Regions from separate parts of the Homo sapiens genome. Here region 2 is linked to region 1. Evidence: chromatin loops called from intact Hi-C (ENCODE). Cell type or tissue: endothelial cell of umbilical vein. All regions are shown on one strand. Region 1 overlaps SSBP2 (single stranded DNA binding protein 2). Region 2 overlaps SSBP2 (single stranded DNA binding protein 2).

Region 1 (5,000 bases):
TATTTTTATGTCATTGTCCTGGTACTTAAAAAATATCTACAAGACTATTATTTTAAAATGTTGACAACTATTAAATAGATCTAAAGTAATTACACATTTTGATGCTTATTGTACATTTCTTAGGAAATTTCTAAGAATTTGAAGAGGCTATTTTCAGAAAACATTTAATTGAATCATAAAAGGTATCAGTGTATCAACTCACACTTCACACACTGTGATCTCACTTACATTCCTTTTTTAGTTACATTCACTTGACATTAGGAAAATATTGGATATGGCTTATTTTGTTTTGTAGCATAAAATTAATAACATTATCTTGGTTAGTGAGTATATGAATATTTGTGCTAATTCTTGTATAGAGAGATAAATAAGCAAACAAGAGCCTAAAAGTATGTTTAATGCTAGTTCTCAAATCCATATGACATAGCTGGGTTCATATAATATGTATTTAGAATAAATATCTATAGTTAAGAAGTAGAGTGAACCTAATATTTAATTATCATCGGAAACTGTATTAAGAAACCAGAAATTTACAGTCAAAACAAAGTAAAGGCCGGGCACGGTGGCTCATGTCTGGTGATCCCAAAATTTTGGGAGGCCCAGGTGGGTGGATCACTTGAGGACAGGAGTTTGAGACCAGCCTGACCAACATGGTAAAACCCTGTCTCTACTAAAATACAAAAATTAGCCAGGTGTGACGACACATGCCCATAATCCCACCTACTTGGGAGGCTGAGGCACAAGACTCACTTGAACCCAGGAGGCAGAGGATGCAGTGAGCTGAGATCACACCACTGCACTCCAGCCTGGGCAACAGAGCAAGACTATGTCTCTTAAAAAAAAAAAAGAAAAAAGAAAGAAGAAAAAAAAAAACCCAAAGTAAAACAGGATTTACAGAAAATAATGTAAAGGTGTGCATGTGAAGAGGAATTGGTAGAACAAAAATACAGTTTTGGATTCTTTAATTTTTTTAAGTTAACCTGTGACTCAAATAGTGATAGACTTTTAGTAATTATAAAGAGCATGAAAATGCTAAGTAGGTCTGGAATTTATAAATTCTTCTTCATCCATTTATACAGCAATGGATAATATTACACAGCATGTAATATTATCTCTTTACCTGAAAAAGCAACATTAAAAATAGGTCACAGCTTCTGAGGGAGGATACAAACTGTCAGGAGTACTTCCAGCACAGTAGCAGTTCAGGAAATGAGGATGATAATGAGACTCCATGACTGCTGAGAATCGGAAGAGGAGGTATGAATTCTCATTCAACCCTAACAATTGTCCATTGTCCATGAGGCCTTGGGTGAGTCACTTAAGCTCAGTGATTTGATTAACAGCAATATTGAATTTACCTTCCTCAATATGGATTGTAAGGTTAAGTAGAGCCAACACGAAATGTACATGCAAAACCTATTCTTTCACTTGTGACCCTACTCTCTGTAACTACCTTTTATGTTTTATTTTCTCTAGACAAGTTAAATATTTATAAAAATTACAAAGGCTGAGAGATCAATTCTAAAAATATAAGAATCTTTCAGAAACAAGTTTATTTTATAAGGGAAATAGCAGGATTGTGATACACTCCACCCTGCACCTCTCCACACACTACATACTAGCTACTCCCTAAACCCCAGACTTGGGCTGGACATTTTCTTAACTCATAGCATCAGAAAAATATCATTACTGAAGTAAACTTATAAAGTTATAGAAATGGCTAGCTATTTTCCAGTAATCATATAAAAACTCAGAAAAATTTATAACCAGAATAATTCTCCTTTATGTTTCAATTACTTAGAAATTCAGTAACAAACATCATCAAAATATACATATTGCTTCATATATTTATATATAAATAAAATATCATCATCAGGGCAGCAGGAAATAGAGGCAGCAGGGTGTAGAAGTGAGATAAGGACAGGATGTTGTTGTTTCAGCAGAACAATTTACAATGTATTTACTTTTTATACAAGTGAACTAAATGTTTGTATAGTTAACTTTCTTGTTTTCCTTTTTTGCTTTCTCTTCTTTTCTTACCATCCTTTCCTACCTTTATCCTTTCCTGCTTTCTTTCCCTCCTTCTCTCCTACCCTTTTTTATTAATACTTTCTTCCACCCAACACTGATTTTTGGCTGAGACCACAGTTTCAACAAGAAATAAAAACTGCATTACTCAGGAAGGAACTAATAAACTTCCCCTCCCCCAAATGCCATTAGAGACTTCCTGAATAAATGAGAAATCCATTAATTTTAAAAAAAGAGAGTGCTTGCATAAGTAACAAAAACAGATTCCGGTCTACATTATGATTAAAATCAACTTGAATAATAAAAATTAGATATAAATAAGATCCATTAGGACATCTGACACATCTATGGCCAGTGATGCTTGGTCCCAACAATGTGTAGACTTTTTTAGTCCATTGTCAAACAATCATAAGTGGGACTTCTACCACTTCTCCTTAAAAAATTCTGTAACATAATGGATTTAATTAACATGAAATTTCTTGTAAATATGCCTATTACTGACATTCTTTCATTCAAAACCATTTCATTATTCATGGTCATACTAGTTAGTGGAATGGCTGAATAAAATAATGCACAAGTATGTACAATTTTAAATATATAATTATATTTATTTAATTTTAGATAATAATTATATATTTAATTAACACAAAGGCTCAAATTTTATATTTCACATAAAAACACTATGTATATCCACATATATTCTTGCTCTGAGGCTCATTCTCTATTGAATTAATTTGTTTTTAACAATGGTTACATAAAAATTCCTCCTACAAATTATATTTTAGTTATAGCTAATAAACCACTAGCCTTTTTGACTTATATTTAAAGGACAAATAGAAAAAGAGGTTTAGAATTGTTATTTGCTTTGGTTTGTTTGTTTTGCATGACAGTTTATGGGCAAGCCAGTAATTTGTATCCTAAGCTTTTATACTAAGATAGCTCTCAACAACTGATTTGGTCATTATAGAGATAATAAATACCATTCATGATGATAATTTAAATAAAAATGTGTTGACTTAAGAGATAAACTTTGGTAAAATCTGATTTCTCTTCTGTTTCAATGACTCCTAACATAGTACAGCCACTGAAAGGAACTTAATGCTTGTCAGGAGCCATTGAACTTTATAGTGAGCATCTGGGTAGTGCCACCGTGCAGATGTTGCAGTAGAATACCACAGTAAAACTACTTTAAGTTTCATCTGGTTAATAACAGTACTTCACTCAATATTGCTTTCTGTAATTTCTGATTATTTTTGACCAAATAAAATTTCTTTGCCTTGTTTAAAGAAATAATTGTGATTTCTTACAAAACAAGGTCCTCCACTTCTATAATAAAGTACAGACTTTATTTATAGCAAAATAAATTTAATTTTTCTAATTAAAAATAAATCACTAATATAAAACATTATCAGTAAGTCACAAAACTAAGAACATCTGTATAAACTAATAAAAATCTGTATCTTAGGAAATAAGGAACATTTACAAATGTTCCTAAATGTGATTTATAATTTATATAACTCATTTTGGTTGTTTTTTATGGAAAGTCATTTTCAGGGACTACTCATATATTAGCCCATGTAAATTGTGGTTAAATATAAGAAATTAAAGACACCAAATGTGTCCTTAGTGGCATTATCAAAAATATTTCTCCAACTTCTTTGGCAACTTGAGCATTTTCCTTATACATCTTCCAGGATGCCTCATCTTTGCCTGACCCTGCCACATTGTCTTCACATTCTAATTAGCTTGGGCTTCTATGTTGTCACCCTGGTCTACTAGTAGTCAGTTTTATTACTAACACAATAATATATGTTCATTGTACAAAAATCAGAAAACACATAGAACCAGTAAGAAAATAAAAATCAAATATAACAATTGCTGTTAACATTTTATGTAAATCATTTAGATAAAAATGAGATCAATGTACAATCTGTATCAGTTTGTAAAGTGATTTTCTATTAAAAATATATTCTTAATATCTTCTAGTTCTCTGAGTCTCCACATTTTTGGTATTTTTCTCTTTTTCTCAAAACATTTTTCCAAGTTTTTACTGCTTTATTATTCTAGAAAAGAGATCAGCAAACTTTTCCTGAAAATGAGCAGATAGTAAATATATTAGGCTTTGCAGGCCTTATAGTCTCTGCTGCAGCCATTTAGATCTGATATTCTAGTGCAAAAGCAGCCACAGACGTACGTCAAGAATGGGCATGGCTATGTTCCAAATAAAACTTTATTTACAAAAATTGGCAGGAGTTTGCTGGCCCATATTCTAGACAATTGCTTATAAAGAGATATTGCATATCATAATTACTATCACCCCTGCAGAAAGTTTCATTTATTATCTTTATATATTATCTTTATATAGTGACCTTTTCCTACCAATACAGATTTACCCCAACACACAATATCAAGGACTATGTTCATTTCCAGTGGTCGTTGCCAATGTGAATCTTCAAAAGCAGTTAAAAATTCTCCATGTTTTACGGGTACCAGAAAGACTTTCTCAGCTCAGTATCTTAGAAACCTATATTTCAATAGCAAAGAAAGAAGGAGTCTCTTCCCTCTCCCCTATTGCCAAGAAAAGTTGAAGTTAAATGAGGAGTAACTTGCTAACACAGACAATTTTAGTCCCTGTTTCGAATCCATGAAAGAGAAATTGATATTGAAGGAGTTGTGATTAGCAGGAAACCTACAAGTTTATATGCATGCACATCCATGCTCTGCTCCTTCCATACTGTGACAATGATAGAGGTCTTTCTCCTCCTAGGGTCCTTTATTTACTTTTACTATGGATCCTATTCCCTACTGCCTTTTCATGAAATCCTTATCGTTAAATCCAAACATCATTTTCATCCCTTGCCTTGCTTAAAAGACAGCATGATATACTAGTTAAGAGCACAAATTCTATTGTCAAATTGCATGAGTTCAAATCCTGATTCTGTTCGCTTATTAGCTATGCATTTTCTCAGGCA
Region 2 (5,000 bases), 120 kb before region 1:
AAAAATAATTCCCATAATCTTAAGCATTATGACTTAAATTATGTAGCTTCTCATGTTTTTCCTTAACACTGACAGGCTAAATTTTTTTTTCAACTGTAAACTGTTACACATAAAAAATTATTTGTCCTCACTAATCATATATTGCCTGCAAGTAAACTACAGATCAGCATAATTTTAACAGAAACGAACTCTAAAAACAGGGGATGTCTTGTCCCCTGCAAAGGTCCCATGTGGATATCAGAACTACAAGAATCCACAGAGCACTCAATCTTGTATTCTGTTTTGGGAATGGAACAGCCACTCTGTATAAAGGTAGACGTGCTATTAGCCAGTGCTTCAAATTCTGATGGTATCACCTCTGGTAAATGCTGAGTTGGGCAAAATGAGGGTAGTCTCTCTCATGATTCTGACTGCAGTTTGGTAGGTCCTCCGTAAGAAATTTTAAGGATGCTATGAATCCTGTGAAGATGAAATTCATTTGGGTTTTGAAATCTTTTATGCTACATTCCAGTTCAGTGGTTCTTAGCAGAGAATGTACACCAGCATCAGCAACAAAGCTTTTCCACATTCAAGTATGCCCAGCTCCACTCCTGGAAATTCTGATTCACTAAGTCTAGGGAGAGTTCTGGGAAACTGTATTTTAAAAAATTCCATTGGGGTTTCTAATGTGAAATATTAATGTAAAAAATCATTATATTACATAGAACTCCTTGAGAAAAGGCACCATTTTGTCTTTTTGGTCTCTCCAATACCTAGCATATTGCCTTGGCATGTGGTAAGTGCTCAGTAATTGCTTGTTAAATGAATGAATTTTATTGCTTCTCTTTTTGGTTCTGTCTACTTCTATGGAGATATGGAATGAACTTTTGTGTAACAGTACAATCACACGCAAGCAGTGACTTGGGTATTCAGCTCAGGTTAACAGACCGCCAATTTGGCCTTCAGTCCAGTGAGGTCTACTATATAAAGTAAGAACAGACTTTTTAGATTTTGAGGACAGCACTGAAACACACCTAGTTTTGCAGCAACCTGAGACATTTTAGTAGCATGAAAACTTATAAAAAGTATCAAATAGGCAACCTGTTTCCAGTTTGTTCCTTTACAGTGGAGGTTCTCAATGAGAAAACTATTATTATGGTTTTTCTAACTATGTACACAGAATAAAAAAGAAAAAGTTTGTTTTAAAAATTATTTTCAAAGATATTCCACTTAAAGTTTCTCTTATCTAAAAGATAAACCTGTTGAACTCTAGATAAACAGCAGTAAAAGTGGCTTTATGCATTTATTCTAGCAGAAGAGCTTCAGAAATAAAATTTGAGTATAATATAGTCAAGGGAATACTTACACTCTCACTCTGAAAAGGATTTAAGAAATTTCCCCCCATTTCGCCATCATCCCTTGGAGTGCCCGGTTGATTACTCAGGCTCATATTATTGGGAGAATTCTGTAAACAAGATTTAGAAAACAAGGCATTGTTGAAAATTTTAATTTCCCTCTTGCACTGTACTGTTTCGAATATTGAAACAGCATCCCTAAGGACAAAGCATACTTCTAATTTTAATCTTAGACTTCTACCATGTATTCTATTTCATTCTTTGCACTTTGACAAGTACTAATGCCTTCCCAAATGAAAATTTAAAAAAAAATAAAAAAACCCCCAATAACCTACCACAACTATTTTCTTAGCTTCAGAATCAATATTTATTCAATTTCCCACCCTCAGCTTATAGAGTTCCTAAAACACTGGAGAGTTTAAAACATTCCCAGCAGGGGCATGATGAAGAGATCCTACCCACTGATAAGGCAAGATGGAACAATAACTCCCTTAGTCATTTCACTAACCAAACTTTGAAAGGTCACTGTTTTAATAAACATTTCCTTTTAATTCTACATGCAGTATACAGATAACACTATTTCAACCATTTTTACATGAACTTTAAGGAAAAAAGAAAGATAGCTAACAACTGTACTTAAGAACAAGAGACACCTTAGGACTTGAGAATTTATTATGTACTCTTAGAGGAAAAGGAGGCTCAAAAGAAAACTGCTTTAGAATATTTTCCTATCATTAGTTTAAGAGTAGATTTACTTTGGAACTTTCCTTGGAAGATAAAATGACTGTTATTAGCAATCTAATCGAACACCAAGTTAGCAGTGCGTTGCTTCATATTCTATTTAAATTTGCTAGTCTCATTATTACCGCACAATTTTAGCCATGGCAGGATACCTGATACTCCACATCAATAGGAAATGTAGAATGACATTGGACTATAAACCATGTTTATACAGTAGTATAACTGTAATTCTTTGAAGGTCCAATTCATTAACTTGTAAAAAAAAACTTCAGAGTTAAACATTTTTTAGTTGTTATTTCAAATGGAAGAAATAACTTACTTACTTACTGGCTTACTTTTTCCTAAGCCATTCCTATTTACATTGTTTTGGAATTAGTTTTTAGATTTTTTTTTAAAGAAAATTGCTCAGAGAATTTTGTCTTAACTACAACAACTTGTATCATAAAAATTAACATTTCATGAATGAGTTATTCCCAGAAGAAAATGGTTAAAATGTAAAGCAGAGATAGATAGATGAGCTGGTAGAAATACACTGTGTCTTGTCTTGCTGTGCACCCCGCAGGGAGGATCTGAGAACAAGGATCCTCTGAAGTCCATTGGAGCTCTCTGTGTCAAGAAACCCCAAGGACTTGGGAAATATACTTTAATAGCATAAAGAGGATTCTATTTTTTTTGACAAATTTTTCTCTGAAAAATGTTAGTTATCCAAGTATATAGAAAAGCAACTATACTTTGAAATGAATCTGAATATCTTGATTTCCTGGGAAAAAAATTAAGTAAAATTTAACTAACTGCATTATTTTAGAATTCATTAATTATTAAAGTTATTAGGTTAAATAAACTGTACCTTGAAAACAGGAATGATAATGCTGACTTAGCTCAAAAAGGAAAATGAATTTATAAAAAATATTGTAAGATTTACTTATAATTTATAAATTCTTTTGGATTTCTGTCACTTTATATATAATGGAGAAATTGGTAATACTAGAATAAAATACAATCTAATATATACACACATATATAAGAAAATTCAAGGATGCAGTTGGAAGCTGCATATTTCACACAGTCAAACAAAAGAGTAAAATGAACCCTCTTATTCTTGTGTAACATTCATACCCCCTGTGGTATATAAGGTACCATGAGAGAAGCAGCGTATCTCAGACTCAGTTAGGGTGCTTTAAATCTTTGCTGCACATTTGCCATATATCATTTCTTGATTTATAATTCTGAAAGTCTGGCTAACTTCAAACCTGATTCCTAACTCAAAATATTGATTTTTAAATACTTACAATTTGAAAGTAACATTGCATTGCTAATGTTTAAATACACACAAAATACTTCCAGTGTTATTATTTCTGTTTTACATGCAACCTCTTCATAGCATGGTGGCTCAGCATTATACTCTTCTGTGTGTGTGTGTATGTGTGGTGGGGACGGGTATTTAAGGACACTAACAGGAAGATTGAAAGGATACATTCAACATACAAAACTGAGATAAAATCAGATCTCTGAAACCTATTCCTATTCAGCCTACTGGACCGTATTTGAAAAGCCTGAAGTGATAGGACAATTGGGTTTTTTTGGTTTGTTTTTAACTAGAGTAATCTCTGCAAAATTGGAAAACAACAGAAGCTCCTCAATGGGAAATCTTAAGAAAATTGTGCTGTCCGTAATCGCTGAGTGACATGATGATATGGGCTAAAGGGCATATTCAATATTGGCATCTGAGGGACAGCTAAGATAGCGGTACCAAAAACCATCCCAGAACAGGTAATGAGGGTAGGTGGTAATGAATTGTGTGTATGCTTCATTTAACTGTAGCTGTATTTGTGTATTATGTCCAGTAGGTTTCATCAATAAGGCAAGAATATGATGTATAAAAAGGACTTAGGTTGGTCAAAAAGGCACTCTACTTGCTTCAGCACAAAAGAGTACAAGATTACTTTTAGATACATTAGGCCCATCGGTTACAGTTATTTCAATGAATATGTACTTTATTCCCTACTTTAAGAGTTTTGCTTGAAAAAATATGGTTAGGATTATACTGATACCAACTTCAAGAAATTTTATTACATTCTCACTTATCATTTCTTCAAGTTGGAAATTCTCTTAAGCTATGATGTCACACATGAATATTTATATACATATATATATACACACACACATATATGCACACACACATAATACACCACAAACACAATTTCCTCTGGCTGCCATGTTTAACCCTGTTGGACTTCCTGGTCTGATTTCTTCTAGCAGGTATTACATATCTTCTTCTCTCTTTTTTTTTTTGAGACATGGTATCTGTCACCTAGGCTGGAATACAGTGGTGAGATCACAGCTCATTGCAGCCTTGGACTCTTGGGCTCAAGTGATGCTTCTGCCAAAGCCTCCTGGGTAGCTAGGACTACAGATGTGTGCTACCACATCTGGCTAATTTTTAAAATGTTCTGCAGAGATGAGATCTCACTATGTTGCTCAGGCTGGTCATGAATTCCTGGACTCAAGCAATCCTCCTCACTTGGCCTCCCAAAGTGCTAGGATTACACGTGTGGACCACTGTGCCCAGCTCATATCTTCTCTTAATTAGTAAGTTATTATCCCTTCTCCCATCCTCAAAAATTGTTTCAAACCTTTTAAAACTTTTTAAAATTTTAAATTTTTCCATTTTCAAATTAAAAAAGTGAACATTTATAGAAACTGTGGCTCTGCCTGTAATTAGAATAAAATAATAATGACATTATTCTAAGTAGTGGATTTTGAATTGCTTTCTCACAGGCTGCCAATAGTGAGTTTTCTAGAGTGTTGTTTTGACTCTGCTAGCTCCCTCAAAGAACAAACTGTCAGTCATTCTCCCAGTGGGCACAAATGAGCTAGAACTCAGGTCAGCACACATGAGATGATGGTGTAGATCTCTAGTCATCT

The links. Peaks named below come from ENCODE experiments on the same cell type or tissue, not always from the same donor. Only the 100,000 strongest peaks of a DNase experiment are listed, where the experiment ranks them.
Region 2: a loop joins it to region 1, with 8 times the contacts of the local background. A loop is called at or near these places in 2 of 110 quality-filtered maps.

Annotation. Positions count from the first base shown.
Region 1 is chr5:81,551,805-81,556,804 of GRCh38, forward strand. All of the region lies in intron 4 of SSBP2 (single stranded DNA binding protein 2), which reads right to left. Among named protein-coding and RNA genes, the nearest start is that of ACOT12, 160 kb to the left of the region's middle. In endothelial cell of umbilical vein, no CTCF peak of the experiment used is centred here; DNase peaks (open chromatin) are centred at 1,277 and 2,167; H3K27ac peaks cover 2,738 bases.
Region 2 is chr5:81,427,240-81,432,239 of GRCh38, forward strand. SSBP2 (single stranded DNA binding protein 2) reads right to left here. Exons shown (of 17, transcript NM_001256732.3): 16 at 1,346-1,444. Among named protein-coding and RNA genes, the nearest start is that of ACOT12, 36 kb to the left of the region's middle. In endothelial cell of umbilical vein, no CTCF peak of the experiment used is centred here; a DNase peak (open chromatin) is centred at 1,882; H3K27ac peaks cover 1,483 bases.